Regions from separate parts of the Homo sapiens genome. Here region 2 is linked to region 1. A link is a loop called in an ENCODE intact Hi-C map of the cell type or tissue named here. Cell type or tissue: CD14-positive monocyte. All regions are shown on one strand. Each heading gives the region's core, and the rest is flanking DNA. Links, peaks and the distances in the headings are about the cores only. Region 1 overlaps SIK3 (SIK family kinase 3). Region 2 overlaps SIK3 (SIK family kinase 3).

Evidence for each region. Hi-C counts contacts between places; a loop is a spot of excess contacts. Peaks named below come from ENCODE experiments on the same cell type or tissue, not always from the same donor. Only the 100,000 strongest peaks of a DNase experiment are listed, where the experiment ranks them.
Region 2: a loop joins it to region 1, with 2.4 times the contacts of the local background. A loop is called at or near these places in 10 of 110 quality-filtered maps.

The regions. Positions count from the first base shown.
Region 1 is chr11:117,022,261-117,030,606 of GRCh38, reverse strand. All of the region lies in intron 1 of SIK3 (SIK family kinase 3), which reads left to right. Among named protein-coding and RNA genes, the nearest start is that of SIK3, 72 kb to the left of the region's middle. In CD14-positive monocyte, for the core only: no CTCF peak of the experiment used is centred there; DNase peaks (open chromatin) are centred at 3,446, 3,806 and 5,056; H3K4me3 peaks cover 495 bases; H3K27ac peaks cover 3,241 bases.
Region 2 is chr11:116,969,200-116,977,545 of GRCh38, reverse strand. All of the region lies in intron 1 of SIK3 (SIK family kinase 3), which reads left to right. Among named protein-coding and RNA genes, the nearest start is that of SIK3, 130 kb to the left of the region's middle. In CD14-positive monocyte, for the core only: CTCF peaks have their summits at 4,455 and 4,687; DNase peaks (open chromatin) are centred at 4,655 and 6,625; H3K4me3 peaks cover 452 bases; H3K27ac peaks cover 1,664 bases.

The sequences.
Region 1 (8,346 bases), core at 230-8,229:
CATGTGATCTCAATAACTGTATATAACTTCCAGTAACATTTTGTTGTATTTTATACATTTTTTTGCCCTCTGCATTTTTATATTATATAGTTAACTGAATATGCAGTTGTGTCTTGCTTTTTTCACAATACTCAATATCATGAGTATTTTTATCACTTAAAATTATCCATGAATATAGATTTTAAATGGCTCATAATCTTTGTTGTATGGATGTACAGTAATTTATTTAACCATTCCTTTCATATGTTTAAAGTAGTTCCATTTTGTTGCTATTGCAAATAATGCTGTGAGAAACATTTTTGTATGTAAACTTCTGTCAGGATTTCTGATTCCTTCCTTACAATACATTCTTAGAGGTAGAATTACTGTGTCACGACGTGGGCATCTTAGAGGCCTTTGTTAACTATACATTGCCAAAATACTTTGCAGAAATATAGTTTCGATTTATGCCCCTTTTATATTCTTACATTTCTCCTTTCTCTAGGAAAATAAATGTTCATGTTACTCACCTTCACTCAAGGTTTCCAAACACTTTTTCTTGGCTCTCCTCCTACAACTCTGTTCTCAGCTTTCCAAAATTGTTTCTCTTTACTCCTTAGATATCTGGGTTTCCTTAGGTTCTGTGCTCTCCCTCTTCTCTCTATGTATATTCTTCTTTGAGCTAATCAGAACCAGCCCCTTGCCTTCAACTACAGTTTACATCATAATGACTCCTAAATCCCATATCTCTGCTGAGTTTTGGGAACCAGTTCTAACACCATACTAGATATTTTTACCTTATGCTACATAGCCATCACAAATGTAACTCCCTTATCCAAAACTGAACTCATTATCCAACCACACTAACTTCATCTCCACTGATGGCAGTATGACCCATCCAGTGGTAGAAGCCAGAAGTTTGGGAGTTAGCCTAGATTTCTCCTTGAATTTTGTGTACCACTGGTCAATCATTACATTTTAAGATTCTGCTTCCAAAATAGCTCTCTAATTTGTTACCTCCCCTTTCCACTGCCTTAATTTAGGCCCTCATATTTTTTGTACTGCTGCATTGGTGTCTTAACTGATACGCCCATTTCTGACCTAGTTCCATCCCTCAGTTTCATCCTTCACATTAAAACCATTTTGTCTTTTAATTTTTAATTTTATTTTTGAGACAGGGTCTGGCTCTGTTGCTCAGGCTAGAGTGCAGTGGTGCAATCTTGGCTCACTGCAGCCTCTGCCTCCTGGGTTCAATTCATCCTTCCACCTCAGCCTCCTAAGTAGCTGGGACTATAGGTGCTTGCCACCATGCCCAGCTAATTTTTTGTAGATCCAGGGTTTCACCATGTTGCCCAGGCTAGTCTCAAACTCCTGAGCTCAAGTGATCCACCTGCATCTGCCTTCCAAAGTGCTGGGATAGGCTGGGCACAGTGGGTCACACCTGTAATCCCAGCACTTTGGGAGACCGAGGTTGGCGGATCACTTGAGGTCAAGAGTTCGAGACCAGCCTGGCCAGCATGGTGAAACCTTGTCTCCACTAAAAATACCAAAATTAGCCGGGCGTAGTGGCGGGTGCCTGTAATTTCAGCTACTCGGGAGGCTGAGGCGGGAAAATCACTTGAACCCAGGAGGTGGAAGTTGCAGAGAGCCGAGATCACACCACTGTGACAAAGCAAGATTCAATCTCAAAAACAAAATATACAAAATGCTGGGATTACAGGTATGAGCCACCATGCCTGGCCCAGTTTGTCATTTTAATGCATGCATGTCAGCATGTTTCTCACCGTCACTGTCTTCTGTCTCCTGTAAAATAAAGCCTGTTCTCTGTAGCATGGCACCCATGAGCCTGGTCTTGATTTCCTTCCTCCAGGCTACTTTCATGATTTATCCCTGGCCATGCCTGATATGGCTCCCAGTCATGCTGAGCTAGTTTCCTCAACATATTAGAATTGTTTTTCAGGCCTTTATGCTTTTGCTCATGTTTTTTTTTTCCTTGACATGCTTCTTTCTTCTATCCATTTGCCAGATTTCTTTCACATCCTAAGATTCAGGTAACATCATAACCTCCTATGGAAAGCAAGCCCTCTATAGGAATTGTTAAGGGCTTCCTTGTCTGTGTTCCCACTGTGCCATGTACCTACTTCTTTCTGCCACCTCCTACATTGGTGTACTTTTGTTGTTGTTGTTAAGCTGTCCCTATTATACTAGATTGTAACACATGCTTTCTACCGCCTAGAGCAGGAACTGTGTACTCTTAATTGTTTCCTGAGGGCTTGAGATTAGCATCTGGCATGTAGTAGGTGTTTAATAAATATTTCTTGAGTAGATGAAGATATGAGTGAATGAATGAAGGGTTTCATGCTGAAAAATGAAAAAAGGGTTTAACTTTAAGAAAAAAGTCACAGATTTTGGAGTCATAGGAATTGAGTTTGAGTCCTACCGTCATTTCTTAGTGTTGATATAATTTTAAGCAGGTTGTTTCCCTCCTCTGATCTTTAGTTCTTTTGCAAAAGGGAGGTGGTAGTAGTAGTAGTAATACTATTAACAGTAGTAGTAGTAATAATAAAAGTGCTTTTAAAATAAATATTCTGCAAATTTTAGTTAATATTGTTAACAGTAATAAAAAGCATCTTCTATATGTAGGCTGCACATGCATAATGCATTGTCTTGAACGAAGTGAGAGGAGAATTACTTAAAACTTTGGGTAGACGTACTCATCAATTACAAGATCAATTTACTTGGTTTTGCTATAATTTGGTTGCCATTGTTGACCCATTGCTTTATTGTCCCATTGTCTCATCACTTGCTCAGACGCTGAAGATGGGTCAGGGGGAGTCAGTTTTAGAAAACAGCCTTCCCTGGGCCGGGCACAGTGGCTCACGTCTGTAATCCCAGCACTTTTGGAGGCTGAGGCAGGTGGATCACCTGAGGTCAGGAGTTCAGGACCAGCCTGGCCAACATGGTGAAACCCCATCTCTACTAAAAAAAAATACAAAAGTTAGCTGGGCATGGTGGCGGGCGCGTGTAATCCCAGCTACTCGGGAGGCTGAGACAGGAGGATTGCTTGAACCTGGAAGGTGGAGGTGGCAGTGAGCCGAGATTGCACCATTGCACTCCATCCAGCCTGGGCGACAAGAGTGAAATTCCATCTCAAACAAACAAACAAACAAACAAACAGATATAAAAAAAAGAAAAAAAAAGAAAACAGCCTTCCCTGAAAGTTGTTTGTGATGCTTATGGTCTAGGATGTGAAATTTACAGGATGATGAAACATGCAGATATTAATAGTGTTCCATATTATTTTTGAATGTGGTTTGACTTTTCTAACGATCAGCAGTGACAAACTTGTGTACTACCAGTCAACCCTGTTTTCCATGTTTTCTCTACAGAGATGTATAGTTAGAGCAGAGATGACTAATGTGTTTTCAAGAAATGCTACTATAACCTTTAAGTCTGATGGGTAGATTGAGCATTTAAAGCTGTTGCTTTTTCATCGCATCTGGATGACTGTATGTTCCTACCAAATGAATCACTTTATGAATATGCATGAGCTTATAAACACAACTTTTTAGAAAAAATTCTTGTGTTCTGAAACAAAATTACGTTGGTAGTATTTTCCAAGTTTTCCGTAAGAAGTAGCTTTGCATTAGCCCTAGAAATTCCTTGAATAATATGTTTTTACCCCCTTACTTGTATTACATTTAATGACATCTCTGGCTTTATTTTCTCCATTCTTTTTTCCATGGAGTTTCTTAATTTCACTGTTTTTGCCTTGCCCTTTAGACGGGTGAAACAATGATGACTCATTTTAGATTGATGAAAGGGACAGCTTAGCAGCTGGAGAGCTGGTAGACACTAGAGCACTAAATTGCCAGCACCAGCCTTCTCTTCATTGTCCACGTAAGGCTTGTGGCAGAGGTATGCCCATTCAGTCATTTATTAATATGTAATTTGTAGGTTAGATGACTTCATCAAATTATATTTACATCTGACCTGGAGGTTCAACCATGTTTTGCTTTGGGACATTTTTAATTGTTAAAAATCATAGTTGGGTTCTGATCAATATGTACATGCTGAAGTTCTTATTTAGCCACATTATGGGCTTTTTTGGTTTTCTTCAGCATGTCAATAGTACACAGCAGCTCAGAATGGTCAAAATTGTTTCATTAGTGCCTTAACAACCATTCATGATATATCATATTGTAGAATGCAAGTATAGTCACGCACTGCTTAGCGATGGGGATACATTCTGAGAAATGCATCATTAGGTGATTGTTTCCTTGTGGGAACATCATAAGAGTGTACTTACACAGACCTAGATGGTATAGCCTACTACCCACCTAGGGCTATGTGGTATGGTCTGTTGCTCCTAGGCTACAAACCTATACAGCATTTTCCTAACTCAATATTGTAGGCAGTTGTGACCCAACGGTTAAGTATTTGTGTATCTAAACACAGCTAAACAGGAAAGGTGCAGTATAAATACAGCGTTATCATCTTACAGGACCTCTGTTGGTATATGGTGCACGACTGTATATCCTTTATCTACATTTCCCCCTTTTGGCTTGGATAGACCATCAATTCCTTGGGTTTACATTTATTTCATGTAATCTTAAAGGATTTTGTTTTATGCATGGCACCATTTTTTTTCAATACAAATGGTTAGTATAAAACCCAAATTTGAGAATTTGATAACAATGGCTTAGTATTGAACACAAGTGTTACATAAAGTTGTGGAAAAAGCCTTAGAGAGGTAGTCAGGGGATTTGAGTTCCAGGTCTGACTGTGCACTTGACTCACCACGTCATCTTGGTTAATAATCACCTAACAATAAAAATAATAACCTTAATTTATATAATGCTCTGCAGTCTGCAGAGCACTTTTAAAGAAAGTATAGGCTGGGTGTGGTGGATCACATCTGTAATCCCAGCATTTTGGGAGGCTGAGACAGGTGGATCACTTGAGTGATTAGGAGTTCAAGACCAGCCTGGACAACATGGTGAAACTCTGTTTCTACCAAAAACACAAAAAAGTAGCTGGGTGTGGTGAAACATGCCTGTGGTCTCAGCTACTCCAGAGGCTTGAGCCTGGGAGGCAGAAGTTGCAGTGAGCTGAGATTGTGCCATTGCACTCTAGCCTGGGTGACAGAACGAGATCTTGTCTCAAAAAAAAAAAATTGTATTGGGCATAGATATGATTATTCACATTTTGTGATGAGGAAACTAAAATTCAAAGACTTTAAGAGATTTGCTCAAGGTCACATACCGGTAAGGGCTAGAACTAGCATTGATTTTTATCACTTTCCTTTCAGTCATACCATGCTGTCTCTCATTTTACTTTTATGGGTATCAGTTATGAAATAAGGGGGTTGGACCGGATCAGTGATTTTTTTCAAGCTACATTTACAGAGAGTCTTAGGATTCTTTTGAGTGGCCTCCAGGTTTGCTTGTGGAATGAAGATTGAAATATAGGGAAAGGTGCTTAGCTTTGCACCAGAGTATCCACACTGAGTGAGGTAGTAGTTGCTCATTGACAGTTGAGAAACTACTGCATGTTATTACCGATGGATGAGTTTGTGTCCCTTTAGTATGACTGGACAAAAAGAAAGTGGAAAGACATCTGATATAAACTTTTGAGGTTTTGTTTTTGTTTTTTAAAGAATGGGGTAGAATTCCATAGCTACTTAAAGCTTGCAAACTACTGCATTAGATGATTTTTTTTTTTTTAAGGTAGGGTCTCACTCTGTCACTCAGGCTAGAGTGCAGTGGCGCTGATCTCAGCTCTCTGCAACCTCCGCTTCCTGGGTTCAAGTGATCCTCCCACCTCAGCCTGCTAAGTAGCTGGGACTACAGGCACATGCCACCACGCCTGGGTAATTTTTGTATATTTTGGTAGAGTTGGGGTTTTGCCATGTTGCCCAGGCTGGTCTTGAACTCCTGAGCTCAAGCAAACAAACTGCCTTGGCCTCCCGAAGTGCTGGGATTACAGGTGTGAGCTACCATGCCCAGCCAGATGGTTTTTAAGGAATTTTTCAGCCTGTGAGTTTGTAAAATATTGCAACCTTAACTTTGGTGGTGTTACCTGATGAATCCCTGATGACTTTACAGCTGTTGCAGGCTTACATCAGTTTAGAGTTATGGGGCATTATTGAAGCCCTGTTTATCTTCCAAGATAGTCTTTATTCTTCTTTGCTAAGGTGGCTATTTTTAGTAATCTTTAGGGAAAAGAGGCACAATGGCAGAAATGAGCATGTGTTATTATTAGTATATTTATGCAGCCAATATTGGTAATGCTTTTTTTTTTTTTTTTTAAAGACTGTGTAGGAGTGAAAGGGGAGTTTTCCTTTCCGCCTTTGAGGTTAGCTGAAAATCAACTGACAAAAGTCAGATTAATAGGAGAAAAGGCATAAACATTTTTATTAACATGTATGGAGGAAAATCACAGAGAGATTGCCCACAACCCAGTGGGGTACAGATGCTTATGTACCCTTGTTTTTAGAGGAAGGGAGATGGGGAGGTATGGATGATTTTACAGGGCTAGTAAATGATTTTTAAAGTTATTCAGTGGGCTTGGAGAATATACAGTGGTCTGGGACAAAGTTTTTTGGGCCTACAGAGCAGATAGTGGTTTGTGACAAAAGTCTGTCCAGGCCCGGGTGTGGTGGCTCATGCCTGTAATTCCAGCACTTTGGGAGGCTAACGCAGGTGAATCACTTGAGGCCAGGAGTTCAAGACCAGCCTGGCCAACATAGCAAGACCCCGTCTCTACTAAAAATACAAAAAATTAGTTATGCCACGGTGGCGCACATCTGTAATCCCAGCTACTTGAGAGGCTGAAGTGGGAGAATCACTTGAACCCTAGAGGCGGAGGTTGCAGTGAGGTGAGATTGCGCCACTGCACTCCAGCCTGGGTGACACAGAGAGACCCTGTGTCAAAAAAAAGATAAAAGTTACTCCCAAGCACTGGCATAGTGCAGTGTGCAATATATATATATATATATATATATTTTTTTTTTTTTGTTTGTTTGTTTGTTTGTTTGTTTGTTTTTAAGAATATTAGCTGGGCATAGTGGCACATGACTATAGTCCCATCTACCAGGGAGGTTGAGACTAGAGGATCACTTGAGCCCAGTAGGTCAAGGGTGCAGTGAGCTGTGATTGTGATTCCAGCTTGAGCGACAGAGTGAGTCCCTGTCTAAAAAAAAAAAAAAAAATCATCAGGTGTATTGACATACTTCAGTCTCTCTTCCTGCAATATTAGTTCAGTTAATGAAAACTCGGGGAAGGGACAGAGATAACTATTTTCTTCTTTGGCAGGTCCAGATTTAGGCAGATAAGGGAACTTCAGAGAACAACTTCTCCCTGTGCTTTGGGGGTGGTGAGGGGATGGTCAGAGAGGCCTTGAGGATTGTACAGTTCAGCATGTCAAAGTGCCATATTTTGAGGTATCGGTTTCTGGGCCTCAACAACTGCTAATAAGAATGATTGACTTTGGAGTTGCCTTGGAGTTATTTCAAAAAGTGAAAATGTTATTGTTTAGCCCACACTAGTTATCTTAGTTGTCATTTGTGTTTTCTACAATCTGCCAATGGTTAAACCTGGCATTTCTATCAAGAAGGAACTCTTTTTGCTTCCAGAGTAAAGGTATTTTTATTATATTAACCCTTGAAATAGATCCAGTTATGTATTCACTTTGCGTTTGTTTCTGAACAAAATAAACCTGTGTGGTAAGATGGAAGTGGGTTTTTCACTTACAATATTAGTTACTTACATTTGTACCTTTTTTTTTTTTTTAACTTCTTCACATTTCCTCCCTTGCCCTCCACAATCTGATAAGCATCTCATTGATGACTATGAGAGACTAATTTAGGCCGTGTGGTTATAAATGAGATTTCAATTCATTTCTTCTTCTCTTAACCCGTCTCAGAGGAGATATCACAGGGTGACTTTCTATGTTGCGTTTTGACACAAGGACAGTTTGTTTTTGCTTTGGCTGATGGATGGGGCAGCTCTAGTTGATGAATGTGGTTTATATGCTCACAGGCAGATGAAAGTGTCCACTCTGCCCTGAGACCCTCTCCTTTCTGCTTAGTGGTGTTATGAAAGCCCCATGGGTATTTGATTTTTCAAGAATTAATCAGTACACAGAAGTTGAAATGTAGACCAAAGGAAAGAATATGTTTTTTCAGTTAGGCTTTTTGTCTTTTTTTAATTATATGGGGTTTACCCTTTGTGTTTCCCAACTCAGGGGTTTCACTATTAAATAATTGTCTTTGACTCTTAAACTTTTTAGGTAAAATTTATATACCAGGAAATGCATAGATATTAAATATACAGTTTAATGAGATTTGATGAATTATTATAACCA
Region 2 (8,346 bases), core at 232-8,231, 53 kb after region 1:
ATAATTACACACAGACCTGACCTACTTTGGAAGAACCAGAGGACAAAGAAACCCTAGATTTCTTCGTCTTTTTTTAACTAAAAAGCAGAGATTTTTGGGAGGCGAGGGCCAGAACTTCCTGTATCTATTCTTCTTTGAAGAGCCCAACTCACCTAAGAAATTTCTGGCTGGGCATGATGGCTCATGGTTGTAATCCCAGCACTTTGTGGGACTGAGGAGGGAGGATGCCTTGAGCCCAGGAGTTCAAAACCATTCCAGGCAACATAACGAGACTCTGTCTGTATGAAAAGGAAGGAAGGGAGGGAGGGAGGGAGGGAGGGAGGGAGGGAGGAAGAAGAGAGAAGTTTTCCCTTGTGTGTGCTGCTTGTAGGCTAGTGGACTTGATTCTAATGAAGCCTTTGCATGTCTGCTGATCCGGAAATATTTGGCCTTTTCCCAAGGCTCTATGGCTTTGGGAAAATAATGATGAAATACCTATTTATTTTTTATTTTTAATTGTCCTATTTTATATGTTTGATTTTTGTAAACACCTCAGCCCTTTTTAAAAAGAAATAGTTGGAATATAAACATATATTCTCATTAATTAATAAATCAGCTGGATGACTAGTCCAAACTATTATTCCATTATCATTGTCACTGCCCTGTAACTTATTTTAGTTCTGTGTTAGTTATATTTACCTGTTGTTATTTTGCTAATTTGATAGTTTATTGTGAAAACAATTTTTAATATTTGTCTACTGACATTTTTTAAAATAGAAAAAAATTCTCCTAAACCACAATCAGAAATCTTTTCATTTGATTCATTAACAGTTACTAAAACACCACAACTGCGTTCTGGGTCCTAGGCCCTGTAGGGGGGCTCACACAACTTCACTAAACACCAGCCTTAGCAGAGGAAGATAACTATCAATATCTGGAATGTCAAGAACTAGAAGAAACAAGATAATGTGGTCCTAGCAGACAGATAAATGGGATAGATTCAAGAATTCAGAAATAAAACCTTACACTTATGGTCATTTGACTTTTGTTAAGTCTGCAAAGATAATTCATTGGAGAAAGAAGAGTCTTTTCACCAAACAGTGCTGGAATAAGTGTATATCCATGTTCAAAAGAATGAAGTTGGACCTTTGCTTTATACCATATGCAAAAATTAACTTCAAGTGGACCACAAAACTCTCTAAGAGTTTTCATAGAGTTTTATAGTTTTAGCTCTCACATTTATGAAGAGAAGAAAACATACGAGCAAACCTTCCTGATTTGGAGTTAGGCAGTGGTTTCTTAAATAGACTACCAAAAGCAGAAGGGACAAAGGGAAAAATAGATAAATGGACTACATCAAAATTAAAAACTTTTGTTCTGCAGACAATACCATCAGAAAATTGATGACAACCCATAGAATGGAAGAAAATGTTTGCAAATCGTACATCTGATAAGGGACTTGTATCTAGAATATATAAAAACTTTTATAACTCAATAGTAAAAAGTCTAATAATTTAAAAATAGAGGAAAGATTTCAATGTGTAATGCCCCTCAAAGTGTATGCAGTTAGTCCACAAACACATGGAAAGATTCTCAGCATCATTAGTCATTAGGAAAATGCAAATGAAATCCTCAATGAGATACCACGTATCCACTAAGATGGCTGTAATAAAAAAAGATGGACAATAACAAGTGTTGGTTAGGATATGTGGAAAGTAGAACTTTCTGGCATTGCTGGTGAGAGAGAATTTAATGATGCAGCAGCTTTGTCATTTCTTCAAAATGTTTAATGTTCCAAAAAATGTTAAAAGTGGAATTACCATATAACCCAGCAATTCCACTGGTAGGTATAAACCCAAGATAAGTGAAAACACATTCACATAAAAATTTTATGAATGTTCATGGCAGCATTATTCATAATAGCCAAAAAGCAGAACAACCAAAATGTCCATCAACTAAAGAATGGATAATTAAAATTAATATATCCATACAATGGAATATTATTTGGCAATAAAAAGTAATGAAGTACTGATACATGCTGCAAGGTGAATGCCCCTTGAAAACATTATGCCAAGTAAAAGAAACAAGTCACAAAAGGACCAGATATTGTATGATCTCATTGAGATGAAATATTTAGTATAGGCAAATTTATAGAAAGAAAGTGGATTAGTGGTTGCCTAGGGCTGGTGGAGGGATAGGAGTGGGGGAATGAGGAGTGACAGCTAAACAGGTATGAGGTTTTTTTCAGTCGGAACAAAAATGTTCAGTTAGATTGTGATGGTTGCACTATCCTGTGAATTTATAAAACACGTTGAATTTTACACTTTAAATTGGTGAATTGCATGGTATGTGAATATCTCAATAAAGCTGCTTTTTTTTTTAAATAACTAGAATACAAAGAAAGCAGGGAAATTCTTGCTGAGGAGAAATACTAATGTGATTATTTGTCTTGTTAATGAATTTCATGTCCTCGTTCGGGCTAAATATTTGTCAATTTTTAAAAAAATCTACTTTCAGAAAGAGTTTCAGGTATCTTTAACAGAAGATCAACAGATTAAAACAAATTTAAAAGAATTAGGGCCAAATAGTCTAGGGAAGAGGAGAGATGGATACTATTTTACCAGAAAACTTAGGCTAAGTAGAGCTACCACAGTTCACTTAGCTTTTGCTTTCTGGCAGTACAGGCCAACAAGAAAACATGGATTCCTTAACTAACATTATTAAATAAAAGGAAAAAATACAATTGAGAAAACCGATTTCCCAGCACCACACTGTAAGTCAAAACTTAATACCCTGTGACTTGATATCAGGTTCACAAAACTATGTCTAAAAGAAAAATTCTTCAATAATACATTTTTAAAAAAGATTTCAAGGCCAGGTACGGTGGCTTATACCTGTAATCCCAGCACTTTGGGAGTCCAAGGCAGATCACTTACAGCCAGGAGTTTGAGTCCAGCCTGGGCAATATAACAAGACACTGTCTCTACAAAAACAAACAAACAAACAAACAGAAACCCCTATGGTGGCACATGCCTGTAGGCCCAGTCGCTGGGGAGGATCACTTGAGGCCAGGAGGTTGAGGCTGTAGTGAACTGTGATCGTGCCACTGTACTCCAGCCTGGGTGACAAAGACCCTGTTTCAAAAGGGGGAAAAAAAGGGTTCCAAAGTGTTCTTTATATGGAAACCATTTTGATTCTGGATATAGGTCTAGTGAGTCTAGTGAAGAAATGTTGTTTGTTAAGCGATCTGGTTACTTGAACTGACGGAAAGCAGAAAGCTGTTGTTTAGTCTGGTATCTCCAACATTAAATAGAAGTTTCCTAACAAAACAATTTAAGACTGAATTTGAATGTAGTGCTAGAAGAGCAGAGCATTCCATTATGATGTTTGCAGTTAACTATTTTAGAATAGCTTTAGATGTGTAGAAAAATTGCAGATACAGTACAGAGGTCCCAAATACCCCACGGTCAGTTTCCTCTATTCTTATTATCTTACAGTAATATGATACATTTGTCATAATTAATGGACCAATATTAGTACATCCTTATTAAAGTTCATACTTTACTCAAATTCCGTTAGTTTTTACCAAAATGTCCTTTTTCTGTGTCAGGATCTTGTCCAGGATACCACACGCCATTTAGTCACCATGTCTCCTTAGGTTTCTCTTAGCTGTGACAGTTTCTCAGTCTTTTCTTGTTTTTGATGACCTTAATGGTTTTGAGTAGTACTGGTCAGGTATTGTAGAATGCTCCTCAGTTGGAATTTGTCTGATGTCTTTGTCATGATTAGATTGGGGTTATAGGTTTTGAGTGGTAAGATAACCAAGGTAAAGCGCCATTTTCATCACATCATACCAAGGGCACATACTATCAACATGACTTATTACTGTTGATGCTAACCTTGATCACCTGGCTCAGGTAGTGTTTGTCAAGTTTTTCCACTGTAAAGTTCTTTCTTTCCCCCCCTTTCATAATGTACTGTCTGGAAGGAAGTCATTAGATGCACATGCTTTTGATAGCATTTTGTGCAATTGAAAAAAGTAACTTTGTTTGGTAAACTAAGGAGCCTGACATATTTACTTTTCCAGTGGAGAGCTTACCTATGTTTACACAGAGTTTGCTGGAATCTCTACAAGTAAGGCTAAAGCAAAGCTTTTCTCAAGAAAGAGCTTTAGTTTTGTTCACATGCTTGAACTCTTGCTTGAAACTGCTACAGTTCTGTACTATAAATTATGGAAGAGATTTCCTTGGCCTAGAATTTCTTGGAGATGATAGTTGTCTACCTTATAAAGAACCATGAGCTGTTAGTTTTCTATTACTATGTAGCAACCTGCCACAAATTTAGCAGCTTAAAGCAGCACACATTTACTGTCTTACAGTTTCCATGGGTCTTGAGTCCTGGCATGGCTTAGCTGAGCCCTCTGCTCAGGGTCTCAGAAGGCTGTACAGTATTAAATGGACTGCATTGTCACCTGGAGGCTTAACTGGGAAAGTAGTTACTTACGAGATCGTTCAGGTAGTTGGTAGAATTGCTTTATGAGTGAGGATCCCAGCTTTTTGTTGGCTGTTGGCTGGGGCTTCTAAAGAGACTGATCCTAGAGAGACTGCCCGCAGTTCTTTGATGCCACCCACAGTTCCTTTTCCTGAGGGCTTCCGTAACATGGCCATTTACTTCATTAAGCTCTCTAGCTCCACTTGGAAGAAAGGGAGGATATTACATAAAGGCATGAATAGGTCTGTCATTATGTGTGTGTGTGTGTGTATGTGTGTGTGAGAGAGAACCATTGGGGGCCAGTCATCATGGGGTCTGTTTGTCACACAGAATATGACTTTTATTTTTATTTTTAATTTTTTTTGAGGGTACATAGTAGGTGTATATATTTCATAATATGACTTCTGAAGAGAATATTTAATTTTGAGTAGGACTGCATCCAGTAAGTCTGTCTTGATGAAAATTAGTCACAGAGTACATCCCAAATGTTAGTTTAACCCAATAGAGCTGGTTGTAGTAAAAAGAATAAACTTTACTTTTAAAAATATTGGGTACAAGGTTAAATGGAGGTAGGTAGAGCTGTTCAATGCAGCATACCAGCTGGGGATGAAGAAAGAAGTTGGAGGATAGGTGAAATACGGGGATATGTTTTCCTTGTTTCAAAATTTTGCTAAAGTCTGATGCTGTCAGTCATCCATTCTTTTATTAGTCAATTATCTCTGTTTATATTTAACAACTCATTACCATAAAATCTACTTTTGAGAAGGAGCAAAACATAATGAAGTGGAGGGCTCAGGTTCTTGAGCTCGACTGTCTGGCTTCGATTCCTGCCTCTGCCATTCAGTACTGTATATCCAGGGCACATAACTTCATTGGTAGGTGTCTCAGAAACATCTGTAAAATGAGAATAATAGTACCTACTCCATAGGGTTGTTGTATGGGTTAAGAGTTAATGCCTGTAATTATTCTTTTCTTTTTTTTTTTTTTTTGAGACCGAGTCTCGCTCTGTTGCCCAGGCTGGAGTGCAGTGAGGCGATCTCAGCTCTCTGCAGCCTCCGCCCCTCCAGGTTTAAGCAGTTCTCTGCTCAGCCTCTGGAGTAGCTGGGATTACAGGCGCGTGCCACCACGCCCAGGTAATTTTTCGTATTTTTAGTAGAGACGGGATTTCACCATCTTGGCCAAGCTGGTCTTGAACTCCTGACCTCGTGATCCACCCGCCTCGGCCTCCCAAAGTGCTGGGATTACAGGCGTGAGCCACCACGCCTGGCCATTATTCCTCATTTTTTTCAAGTGCAGTAAAGATGTCATAGTTATGTTTAAAAAAAGAGAAAGACTCCTGTTTGAGGTATATTGAAGTAGTTACAGATGAAATGATACGGTGATTGGGATTTTGGAGAAACTTGGTAGAGATATAGATAAAACAATTGACTATAAAGTAATAATTCTTGAAGCTGATTGATGCTTTGAATTATTTTATTGTCTACTTTTGTTAATATTTGAAAATTTTCATTACAAAAAGTAACAAAAAAATTTAGTGCCTTGGGACATATTAGGTGCTCAGTATATTTTACCTATTCTTACTATGCTTATGTTTAATATATTGGAATTAACTAGTCTAAAACAAAAAATATAAAACAAACTAAAATTGACTCTTTGAGTTTCTCATTTCTAAGTGAGAAATTTGATAATGGAAACATCGTCAAATTTGGCTGACATTGGATTATGCAACATTTCTTAGACTCGGATTCTTGGTTTCTGTGTTCATGTCTTTCTGGTGTGGTTGTAATTTACAGTTTAATTAATTTGACCTACTTGTTGCCCGTTTCACATTCCATTTAATTTAGTCTGCCATTGTTTGTTCTGTAAGTGGGATGGAAATTAATGTCAATATTATTATTTAGTGTTCTTAGTTTTAACAGTGGGAAACATTGACTTTACCAATAGTGAAAATATTAGCAAATGCCAAGGCTTTTCTGGGCAAACAGTGGTGTTATGCTTTAGTTTTAATGTATTTAATTGAGGAAAGAAACACTTATTCACCAAGGTTATCTCAAATGTGGTAAATGCAGTTTTCTGCTTATTATCATATGGTCCTACATTATATAGCACTGTAAAACTAGATGACTTAGGGCTGGGTGTGGTGACTCATGCCTGTAACCCCAGTGCTTTGGGAGCCTGAGGTGGGAGGATTGCTTGAGGCCAGGAGTTCCAGATCAGCTTGGGCAAAAGAGCAAGACCCTTCTCTTAAAAAAAATTAATTTAGCTGGGCATGGTAGTACATGCCTGTAGTCCTGACTACTCAGGAGGCTGAGGTGGAGGATCTCTTGAGGCCAGGAGTTTGAGGCTGCAGTGAGCTATTATCACATCATTGCACTCCAGCGTGGTCAACGGAGCAAGACTCTGTCTCTAAAAGAAATAACAAATACAGCCGGGCGTGGTGGCTCATGCCTGTTATCCTAGCACTTTGGGAGGCTGAGGCAGGAGGATTGCTTGAGCCCGGGAGTTTGAGAGCAGCCTGGACTATAGTGAGACCTCATCTTTACAAAAATAAGTAAATAATAAACAGATAAGAGAAAATAAAAGAAATAATAACTAAAACTAAATGGCTTGATTACTTTAACTAACCAAGATTGAGAGTTGTATGACTAGTAGTGATTCTGATTTATGTGAATGAACCCTTAGGACTTAAATGTCAATTTAAAAACTTAAAAAAGTCAAAACCCAAGTCTCCCAGAGTTCGAATTAGGAATTGGCACAGTGAGAACCTTATCTTGATAACTCTCTTTCTTTCTTTTTTATAGTCAGGGTCTCACTCTGTCACCCAGGCTAGGAGTGTAGTGGCTTGATCACAACTCACTGCAGCCTTGACCTCCGGAGCTCAAGCAGTTCTTGTGCCCCAGCCTCCCAAAATGCTGGGACCACAGGCACATGCTAATGTGCCCAACCAATTTGAAATTTTTTTTGTAGAGACAGGATTCCACTATGTTGCCTAGGCTGGTCTGAAGCTCCTGGGCTTAAGCGATCATCTCACCTTGGCCTCCCAAAGTGCTGGGATTGCAGGTGTGAGCCACTGTGCCCAGCTGATACCTCTGCTTTCAAGTCATGTAATAGATGAAAACATTGAGGATTAGAGGGGTAAAGTGATTTTCCCAAGGTCACAAACATATCTTAGAGATACAGCTGGAAATTGAACTCTCAATCTCAGCACCCACTGCATTCGTCTTTTTGCTGTCACAGTGATTTCCAAACTGTTCTGCAGAGCCCTAGGCTTCTAAAAAGTTTTGTCTGTAACCAGGATGGATACTCTTTTTTCTGTCTTATGTGTTAGGGTTTATGTGTGATTTTGTTCAGAAGGAAAAAGTTTCTACTGCTGTGTATGATCATTTTTATATCCTTCCTACACTCTGAGCTCCTTATTCTGTGCTGTTTTCTACCCAGAAAAGTACATTTGATTCATTGAAGGGATTTTTTTTTACTTAGTTTCAAAAAATGCCAACTTGATCTCTTAGTTTCAAAAAATGCCAACTTGATCTATCAAGAAACCTGTGACCCAGAGACCTCAGGAAAGTTGCACAAAGACTTTTAAATATGGAGGGATAATTAGTTTTATTATGACATTATTATCAATTAACATTTTACTTCCTTCTAGCTCTCTACATTTTCATTTTCTCATCTCATAAATCTCATTCCTTATGATTTTTTGGTGGGGATGTGTTACTTACGGTCTCTTATTTTCCTAGAACAATATTTATGCAAATATGTCTTTTTTTTTTTTTTTTTTTTTTTGAGACGGAGTCTTGCTCTGTCTCCCAGGCTGGAGTGCGGTGGTGCCATCTCGGCTCACTGCAAGCTCCGCCTCCTGGGTTCACGCCATTC